Linked DNA regions of Homo sapiens: region 2 is linked to region 1. The links are chromatin contacts, found by Hi-C or POLR2A ChIA-PET in ENCODE. All regions are on one chromosome and are shown on one strand. Each heading gives the region's core, a stretch centred on a gene start or an enhancer-like site at or near the end of the contact. The rest is flanking DNA. Distances are from core to core; before and after follow the strand shown.

Region 1 (4,184 bases), core at 339-2,838:
TTTGAGAGGCCAAGGCGGTCCAATCACGAGGTCAGGAGTTCAAGACCAGCCTGGCCAACATGTGAAATCCCATCTCTACTAAAAATACAAAAAATTAGTCGGGCGTGGTGGCGCGTGCCTGCAATCCCAGCTACTTGGGAGGATGAGGCAAGAGAATCGCTTGAACCCAGGAGGTGGAGGTTGCAGTGAGTGGAGATCACGCCATTGCACTTCAGCCTGGGTGACAGAGCATGACTCTCAAAAAAAAAAAGTGTCAGGTACTTTCCCCCCCCCCCCAAAAAAAAAAGTGTCAGGTACTTTTTTCCCCCCAAAGGAGGGTTGTGTATTTTATCTTTTAAAATAGTGATAAATGCACAAAATATAAAATTCACCTTTTCACCATTTTTAAGTGTGTAGTTTAATGGCATTAGGTATATTCACATTGGTTTTTTGTTTTGTTTTGTTTTGTTTTGTTTGAGACAGGGTCTCGATCTATCACCTAGGCTGAAGTGCGGTGGTGTGATATGGCTCACTGCAACCTCTGCCTCCGAGGCTCAAGAGATTCTCAAGCCTCAGCCTCCTGAGTAGCAGGGAATACATGCATGTACCACTGCACCCAGTTAATTTCTGTATATTTTTAGTAGAGACAAGGTTTCACCATGTTTACCAGGCTGGTCTCGAACTCCTGGCCTCATGTGATCTGTCCACCTTGGCCTCCCAAAGTGCTGGGAACATTCACATTGTTGTGCAACCGTGTTCACCACCGAGCTCCAGAACTCTTCATCCTCCCACACTGAAACTCTGCCCCTGTTAAACATTCACTCCCCCTCCCCTCCCCCAGCCACTTCCTGTGTCTGTGAACTGGATTGCTCTAGGGACTGCACACAAGGAGAATCCTGCAATATTTGTTCTTTTGTGAGTGGCTTATTCACTCAGCACAATGTCCTCCAAGTTCACCCATGTTCCAGCATGGATCAGAATTTCCTTCCTTTTTAAGGCTGAGTAACTTTCCATTGTGTGGACAGACCACATTTGTTTATCCGGTCATCTGTTGCTGCACAGTTGGGTGTTTCCACCTTTTGGCTATTGTGAATGAAGCCATGTGCATTGGGTGTGCTAACACTTCTTCAAGACCCTGCTTTCAGTTCTTTTGGGGGAACATACCAGGAAATGGGGTTGCTGGGTGCTGGGGTGATGTGGCAGGTCCTTCTAGCTCTACGAACTCCGTCCTAGCGTAACCCTCAAGGCAGGTGTTACTATCTGCATTTTATAGACCAGGAAACTGTGGCAGTGGAATGGTGGGTAAAGACAGGAATGGTTTCAGGATAGCCCCAGGCCCCTCCAGTGTGCTGGCTCCTACCCTAAGAGGGACGGGGACAGGCTTGCTCCCTCACCTCCTTTTTTTGAAAACAATTTTCATTATGTATTTATGTATTTATTTTTGAGGCAAGGTCTTCATCCTGCTGAGGAAGAAGACAGGAAAGTGTTGAGCGCACAGACCCCGGTGCATAGTATGTGGTCAGTTGTTATCGTGGCTCATATTGTCCTCTCAGGACTGACCCCGTTCACCTGGGGAAGTGTGGCTCAGGTCCAGCGGCTCATGACTCTTGAGCATCCAGCACACCAGGGAGCTGGCCTGCTCCAGGCCTGGCTTTATGGTCACAGGAAAAGGTGCTTGTTCCTGTTGCCTGAGTTTACAGCAGTGAGTGCAAAAATGGCTTCACGCTCTTACAGGAGCTGCCTATTTTCCCAAGATGTCAAGTGTACTGATTTATGAAAGTTGCCCAAGGAAAAACTGGGCAGATATTTTACAAATCCATAAAATCCCAGAGCACGGCATTTTTACGTTGGCTTCTGGCTCACCTGCTAGGGACGCAGCCACCCAGGGTCTTGCCTAACAAGGCTTGTAGCATTGAGTGCCATAAATTATGGAAGGAACTGAGCTGTGTGAATTTCATGGGTGAATTTCACGGGTATGTTGTCAAGGGGAGATTTATTGGGGATTTTGGGGTGAGGCTTCAACTCTGTAAGCTCTCAGGGACCATGCATCCCTGGCTCTGCCCTGGGAGCTCAGGGGACAGATGCTTGGTCACCAGCTCCTTGCAGCACATGTGATGACGGGGGTGGGGGATGGGGGAGATGGGAACAGACTGCAGAGGACATGATTCTGGAGACTTGGGGCTTTGCTCGCTGTCTGGGGTTGAGTTCTCCGGGAACAGGCTCTAAGATGGGATTTGTGTGAAAGGGGATACACTGGGAGCTCTCGGGCACAGCACTCATTCGAGGGGCTGGATGGGTAGAGGGGGCATCGAGGGGCATGGCGTGGTCTCTGCAGAGGCCTCCCATAGCCAATGCCACCAGAGCTCTGGAGCTGGGAAGGCTCTGAAGGGGTGTCCCTAATCAAGGCCAGGGCACTGCCCTTTGTCCCTCCACATCGACCGGACATTGTGTGTGGCCCCTGGGGGAGGGAGGCGTGACCTTGGCCAAGGACAGTCCTCAAGTGGTACTCAGCTGGGAGCCCTCAGCAGCCAGCACTCCTGGCAGGCGGGGACAGGGAACAGGTCCTGGAGGGCGCCTGGGCGGCCTCCCCAGTGTCCGCTATAGCTGGTCAGGCTGATCTTTCTATATACAAATCAAGTGCCATGTCCTCGCCTCTGAAAAATCTGTCCCTCACTCTTGGGAGGTAGGGAGAGAGTGATGGCAGCTTGAGGCCGTCGGTCAGGGAAGACCTTGGCCATCCCCAGTCCCCACACCTCTCAACCCTTCATTTCCACCAGTCTCTGCTGTGGGGGCTGGGTGGCCTCTGCACTGCCCAGCACTGGGGACTCCTCATATGCACCATGTGTCCTGCTCAGCACAGAGGACCCCCTCCACTCTCCTCTTCCTTCAAAGCTTTCAGCCTCCTTGGCTGGGCCTGTCTCCCGGGCCCCAGGACAATGTGGCTTTCTCCTTCCACGCCCCGTGCACCCTGCCAGGAGGACTGTGGAGCCGGCACCAAGGTCAGCTTCTTGGCCATCGTGGTCTCTGTGTCCTCAGTCCCTGCATAGTGTCTGGCACAGAGCTGGAGTTGGAAGAGGCAGCGGCGGGTCAGGCCTTGATGGTAGACTCAGGCATCGGTGAGGGGTGCTGCTTCTCAGGCAGCCTGGGACACCAGGACTTTTGCAGATTCCCTTAGGAACGTGGGCTTTGGCTGTCTTTGCCAGATGCACCTGTTTTGATCAAAAATTGTCACTCAGTGAAAGATGAGAAAATCATGCCCCTACTGGACAGAAATGAGAGTATTGTGAGGACAGAAGCCATTCAGGGATTAATGGGGGTGTTGCACATCAGCCCGTCGTGTATTGATCTGCGTTTCTGCATCACTGCATAGGTGCCCCTTCTCTGGCTTCCTTCAAAATGTCAACCTGGGAGTTAGGCAACCCCATACCTTTCTGGTTGGCTTCCAAGCAGCAGCAAATGTCAGGCCAGAGAACATCGTTAACTAGCATCATACAAATTAAGCCTCTGGGCTTGAGGGTTGCAACTTTCCTTCCCTCCACCCTCTTCCCTTCCTCCTCCACGCTTTCACCTCTCTTTTCTGTCTCCCTCACTCTCTTTTCTCATCCTCCTTCCCCCTCTTCCTCCAGCCCTGCAAGGCACTGTCCTCCAGGCGTGGTGAGCCAAGGCTGCTTCCTGAGATCCAGCTCCTGGTTTTGCCTCTGGCAGGCACAACTTTTGCTAGAACAATGTGATTCCTTGCAGAAGTCTGCCTGCCAGCACGACTGTTCTAATTAGTCATATTTTGAAAGCAGATCTGCTTAATTGCAAGCAGAACTAAATATTGGTATATAAATAAAGTCATTAATAACTGTATATGGTAGAAACTTCTCCCGCTGAGCGCCACAACAAGCAAGCCCCGTTGACCTTTTCTTGGGTGGCATTGGCTGCATGGCTTGCATCCCCTTGTGGCATCTGTGGATGACCAGAGGTGGAAGCAGGTGGAGGTAAGCATTGGAGGCTCCCACGGGAGGGCAGGAAGAAAGGAGGTTTGTGGGAGACCCCATGGACCCAAGGAGATGGTTGTGGAGCTGCTGGTTTTGAATGGCAACGAACAGCCTAGTGGGTCTTCTGCAATCATCAAGTTAATGAACACTTAGTGAAAACAGTTATGGCTTAAACACTGCATCCATCAGCCCGCCTCGAAGGCCTTGGGGAGTCGGCTGTAT
Region 2 (4,055 bases), core at 730-3,229, 160 kb before region 1:
CCAACTCAATAATCTTGTATAAAAGCAAGTTTACAGTATGTAACCTTTTGTGCTTTTGTAGTGTTTGTTTTCCAGTCCGTATAATTCCCTGGAGCTTCATCCAAGATGGATGTATTAGCAGTTCATTTCTTTTTTTGCTGAATAATATTCCATGGCATAGATGTGCCACAGTATTTAATCATCACCCATGAAGGACCTCTGTGCTGTTTCCAGTTTGGGCCTATTTGATAAAGCTGCTATGAATGTTTTATGTACAGGTGATTGTGGGAACATCACTTTTCATTTCTCTAGGATATATGTCCAAGAGTGAGATTTACCTGCCTCGCAAGACATATGTATATGTATGTATATGTGCCATATTTCATATATACATATGTGTGTGCATGTATGTGTATGTGTGTGCATGTGTGCCATGTTTTATATATATATATGCTTGTTTATGCATAAAATTTCTCTGGATGTATACTCAAGTGGGAAACACTCATTGCCTGTAGGGAAGGGTATTGGGTGATGGGGAGGGAGAGGAATCACTTTCACTTGGAACCCTTTTGAGCCTAAGTTTCAACCATCTGTCTGGATTACCTGTTGGAAAACAAATCAATCTTGTGCAACCCAGAAGACACCCACAGACTTCCTCACAAATACCCTCTGAGGCTGCCTTTTCCGCGCAAGTCTGTTTTTTGTTTCTTCAAAGGGAGCCCGTTGGAATTCCCCTCCCAGAGCACCTGGTTCCACACAGGGCCGACCCTCACCCCCTTAGTTCTGGTTATCTCCAGAGATTTCCCCCAACACACACATTCCCTGGTCTAGGGCCCTCAGGCTTCGAGGGTGACCCCAAACACCCCGCATCACCATCCAAAAGCCCCATGATCCCTGAGGGGCAGGCTCAGCCTATGCGGGCCTCGCTGAAGCCCAGTGCGGTGTCTATGCCCAACCCAGGGGCCGCCGCCTCCAAAAAGCCTTCCTAGCCTTACTGACATTTATCCTCTCCTTCCTGGTCACCCAGTGGCATCGTTGTGTGTCTTCCTGGTTACAGTCAGCATCCACTTCCTGCACTCCTCAGACAGCCGGCCAGTGCACCCTCACCCCACCCTTTCCTGACCTCCCGCTAGGCTGGGCCTTCTCTGCAAGGCTAGATTCATATTTTAGCGGCACCAAGCAGTCAGGTGCCTGCTGACGCATGCCTTCATGCAATTCACGACAGACAGCTAAAAGCCACAGAGCACAGCGCGGAATCTAAGGCCTTCCATTGGTGTGCAGGTGGATTCCGCGGTGCTAAACTTTCTTTTGTGGGTGTGGGGGCCGTGGAGGGGGTTGTGCTCTGGCAGCGTTGGCGCCCTAAATGACCTATAGGTAACCTCTAATGGCTTCCGCAGGGGGTGCAGTGCGGAGGACAAGAGCTTGGGGCTCTCTGGCTGAGTGATCTGGGGGCCATTCAACCGGTTTTTTCCTGGAGAAATGGGAATCTTAAGGCCTCTCTGGAAAGGGTGTGAGGGGGTCGAGGGGGAGCGGGCCCCGGGCCTTCAGCGCTTCAGCAGGTGGCTTCCCTTTGCGAGCCCGGGGTCCCTCTTCTGGGAAGCATGGGCTGGGACAAGGCAGGCGCCGGTTTTCTGCATCCCAAATGTCCTGGGGCATGTGTCCCTTCCTTGCTGACCGTGGGTCCGGGCCAGAGCGCAAGGTCCAAAGCCGGCGGCTTGGCTCCACCGCCAGGGGCAAATACCAGGGCGGGATGCGTGCTGCGGGGCGCCCCGGGGGCTCCCCCTTGGGACTTCTAGGGTCCAGGGGTCCCCGCGGGCGCGCCCCAAGCCTTCTCCCTCAGCTCCGGGGGCCCGGGCGCGCGCCCATCCCCCAGCCCCGCGTCCCTGCGCGAGGGCCGGGCTGGGGGTGGGGTCGCCGCGAGCTCGGCCCCCAGAGTTCCCGCGCTCAGGCCCAGGAAGCGGCGGCCGCCGACGGCCCTCGCCCCGCCCCCGCGCTCATCACCTGCTGGCCTGGCGCGCGCGCGGGCGGGAGCGGAGGGCAACGGGGCGGCGCGGGCGGCCGGGCGCAGGGTCGCGGGAGGTGACGCGCGGCGAGGATGGCGGCGCGGGGCCGGGGGCTGCTGCTGCTGACGCTGTCGGTGCTGTTGGCGGCGGGCCCCTCCGCCGCTGCGGCCAAGCTCAACATCCCCAAAGTGCTGCTGCCCTTCACGCGGGCCACGCGCGTTAACTTCACGCTGGAGGCCTCGGAGGGCTGCTACCGCTGGTGAGGCGCGCGGCCGGGCCGGGCGGGCGCCGTGGGCCGGGCTGGGCCTTCGCGCTGAGAGGCTGGGCGGGCGCCGGGAGGCCGGCAGAGCCGGCAGGTGCGCGGCGCGCTCTCGCTGGGCGCTAGGCTGCAGCACTCGGAGCGGCGGGTGCGCGTGGGTCGCCACCACTGCTCATGTCATGGCGCCGTCCGGGCCTCCGCGCCGCTGAGGCGCGAGCAGAGCGGGCGCAGCCTGGCGGCCGTGACCCGCGTGTTCTGGGTTGTGCGGGAGGAGGGGTGGCCTGGGGAGCGGCGTCTGGGACCGCAGGGCCCAAGCCGGCCGGGCCCGAGCCGGCCTGACCCGGGAGGGGGCGCCGGGGCAGCTGGGCCGCACTTCCCTTGAGTCTGGGACCCCAGCTCGGGTTTGTCTGTGACCGCCCTCGCCCTGGCGTGGGAAGTGAGTCTGTGAAACGAAGCGCAGCGCCTAGCGTCGCGGGGAGGAACGGAGACCCTGGAGGAAAGGAGTTTTGGAGGGAAGCCCAGGGGCCGCTTTACAGAGGCGAAGTGAGACGAGGCAGGCCGGCGCTTCCCCTCAGGCTGCCTCGGCGCGGGTCCTGATGCTCAGGGCATTTCCATCACCCTCCCTCTCGGGTTGGGAGTTCTCCAAGGGGTCGGATGCGGAGTGTGACCCTGTGGAACCACAGGGACCCATGAAACCAGAGACCGACACTGACAGGGCGGTGCAGTCCAGCCCTTCCATTTTGCAGACCAGGGGAAATGGAGCTCCTGCCCCTGGCAAGGCTGCGTGGGCACGACTGAGCGCCCTTAGCTTCCCAGCCCAGCCGTCCTAGGGGTGAAAAGATGGGCTTCCGCCCTTCCCACCCCCAGGATGCTCAGTAGTTGCTCCCTTTATTTCTGTTTCAAGACTGGGTCAAGGTTGAGGCAGAACGGGGTGTGACCACGTGACAGCCATGTGTGTAAGCCTGGACATGTGTGTGTCAAGCCTGTTTGAGTATTAGTCTGTGCGTGTATGTAAGTGTGATGCCCGAAGCTCAGACCAGCCAGCTTTCTCTGTTGCTTGCACTATTTGCCCTATTTCTTTCTTTCTTTTTTTTTTTTTTTTTTTTTTTTTGAGACGGAGTTTTGCTTTGTCGTCCATGCTGACGTGCAGTGGTGCGATTTCGGCTCACTGCAACCTCCACCTCCCGGGTTCAAGCGATTCTCCCGCCTCGTAGCTGGGATTACAGGTGCAGGCCACCTGGCTAATTTTGTTTGTTTGTTTGTTTGTTTTTAGAGTGCACTCCAGCCCTTGTTGCCCAGGCTGGAGTGCAATGGCGCGATCTCTGTCCACTGCAACTTCCGCCTCCCCGGTTCAAGCGATTCTCCTGCCTCAGCCTCCCGAGTAGCTGGGATTACAGGCGCCCGCCACAACACCCAGCTAGTTTTTTGCATTTTAGTAGAGACGGGGTTTCACTATGTTGGCCAGGCTGGTCTCAAACTCTGGATTCACTGTGTTGGCCAGGCTGGTCTTGAACTCCTCAAGACCAAGGAGAACTCCTCAAGCGATCCACCTGCCTCAGCTTCCCAAAATGCTGAGATTACAGGCGTGAGCCACCATGCCTGGCTTGTCTGGCCAATTTTTGTATTTTTAGTAAAGATGGGGTTTCACTATGTTGGTCAGGCTGGTCTCGAACTCCTGACCTCAAGTGATCCCGCCGCCTCTGCCTCCCAAAGTGCTGGGATTACAGGCGTGAGCCACTGCACCCGGCCTGCCCTATTTCTTTTTTGAAGGTCTCCTTCCTGAAATCAAGACGTACTAGGTCAGCCCATTGCAT

Evidence for each region. Hi-C counts contacts between places; a loop is a spot of excess contacts on that map. ChIA-PET counts read pairs that join two places held with the same protein, here RNA polymerase II (POLR2A). Pooled maps may share reads with other maps.
Region 2: a pooled map shows a loop between it and region 1 (5-fold over the local background). The contact joins the promoter of NUP210 here to the enhancer-like site in region 1. A Hi-C loop is called at or near these places in 1 of 37 single-sample maps with no recorded cell type and 3 of 50 pooled maps. POLR2A ChIA-PET finds 5 or more read pairs at or near these places in 3 of 52 experiments (AG04449, WTC11 and activated CD8-positive, alpha-beta memory T cell).

Annotation. Positions count from the first base shown.
Region 1 is chr3:13,259,520-13,263,703 of GRCh38, reverse strand. It overlaps a transcript of IQSEC1 not described here. Among named protein-coding and RNA genes, the nearest start is that of NUP210, 160 kb to the left of the region's middle. RefSeq lists an enhancer at 2,730-3,510. Within about 2 kb of position 1,588, at least 5 of the 41 ENCODE cell types and tissues checked have a DNase peak (open chromatin) inside an H3K27ac peak, as active enhancers do.
Region 2 is chr3:13,418,246-13,422,300 of GRCh38, reverse strand. NUP210 (nucleoporin 210) reads left to right here and starts at 1,979. Exons shown (of 40, transcript NM_024923.4): 1 at 1,979-2,241. The coding sequence starts at 2,075. RefSeq lists silencers at 1,745-2,144, 2,195-2,764.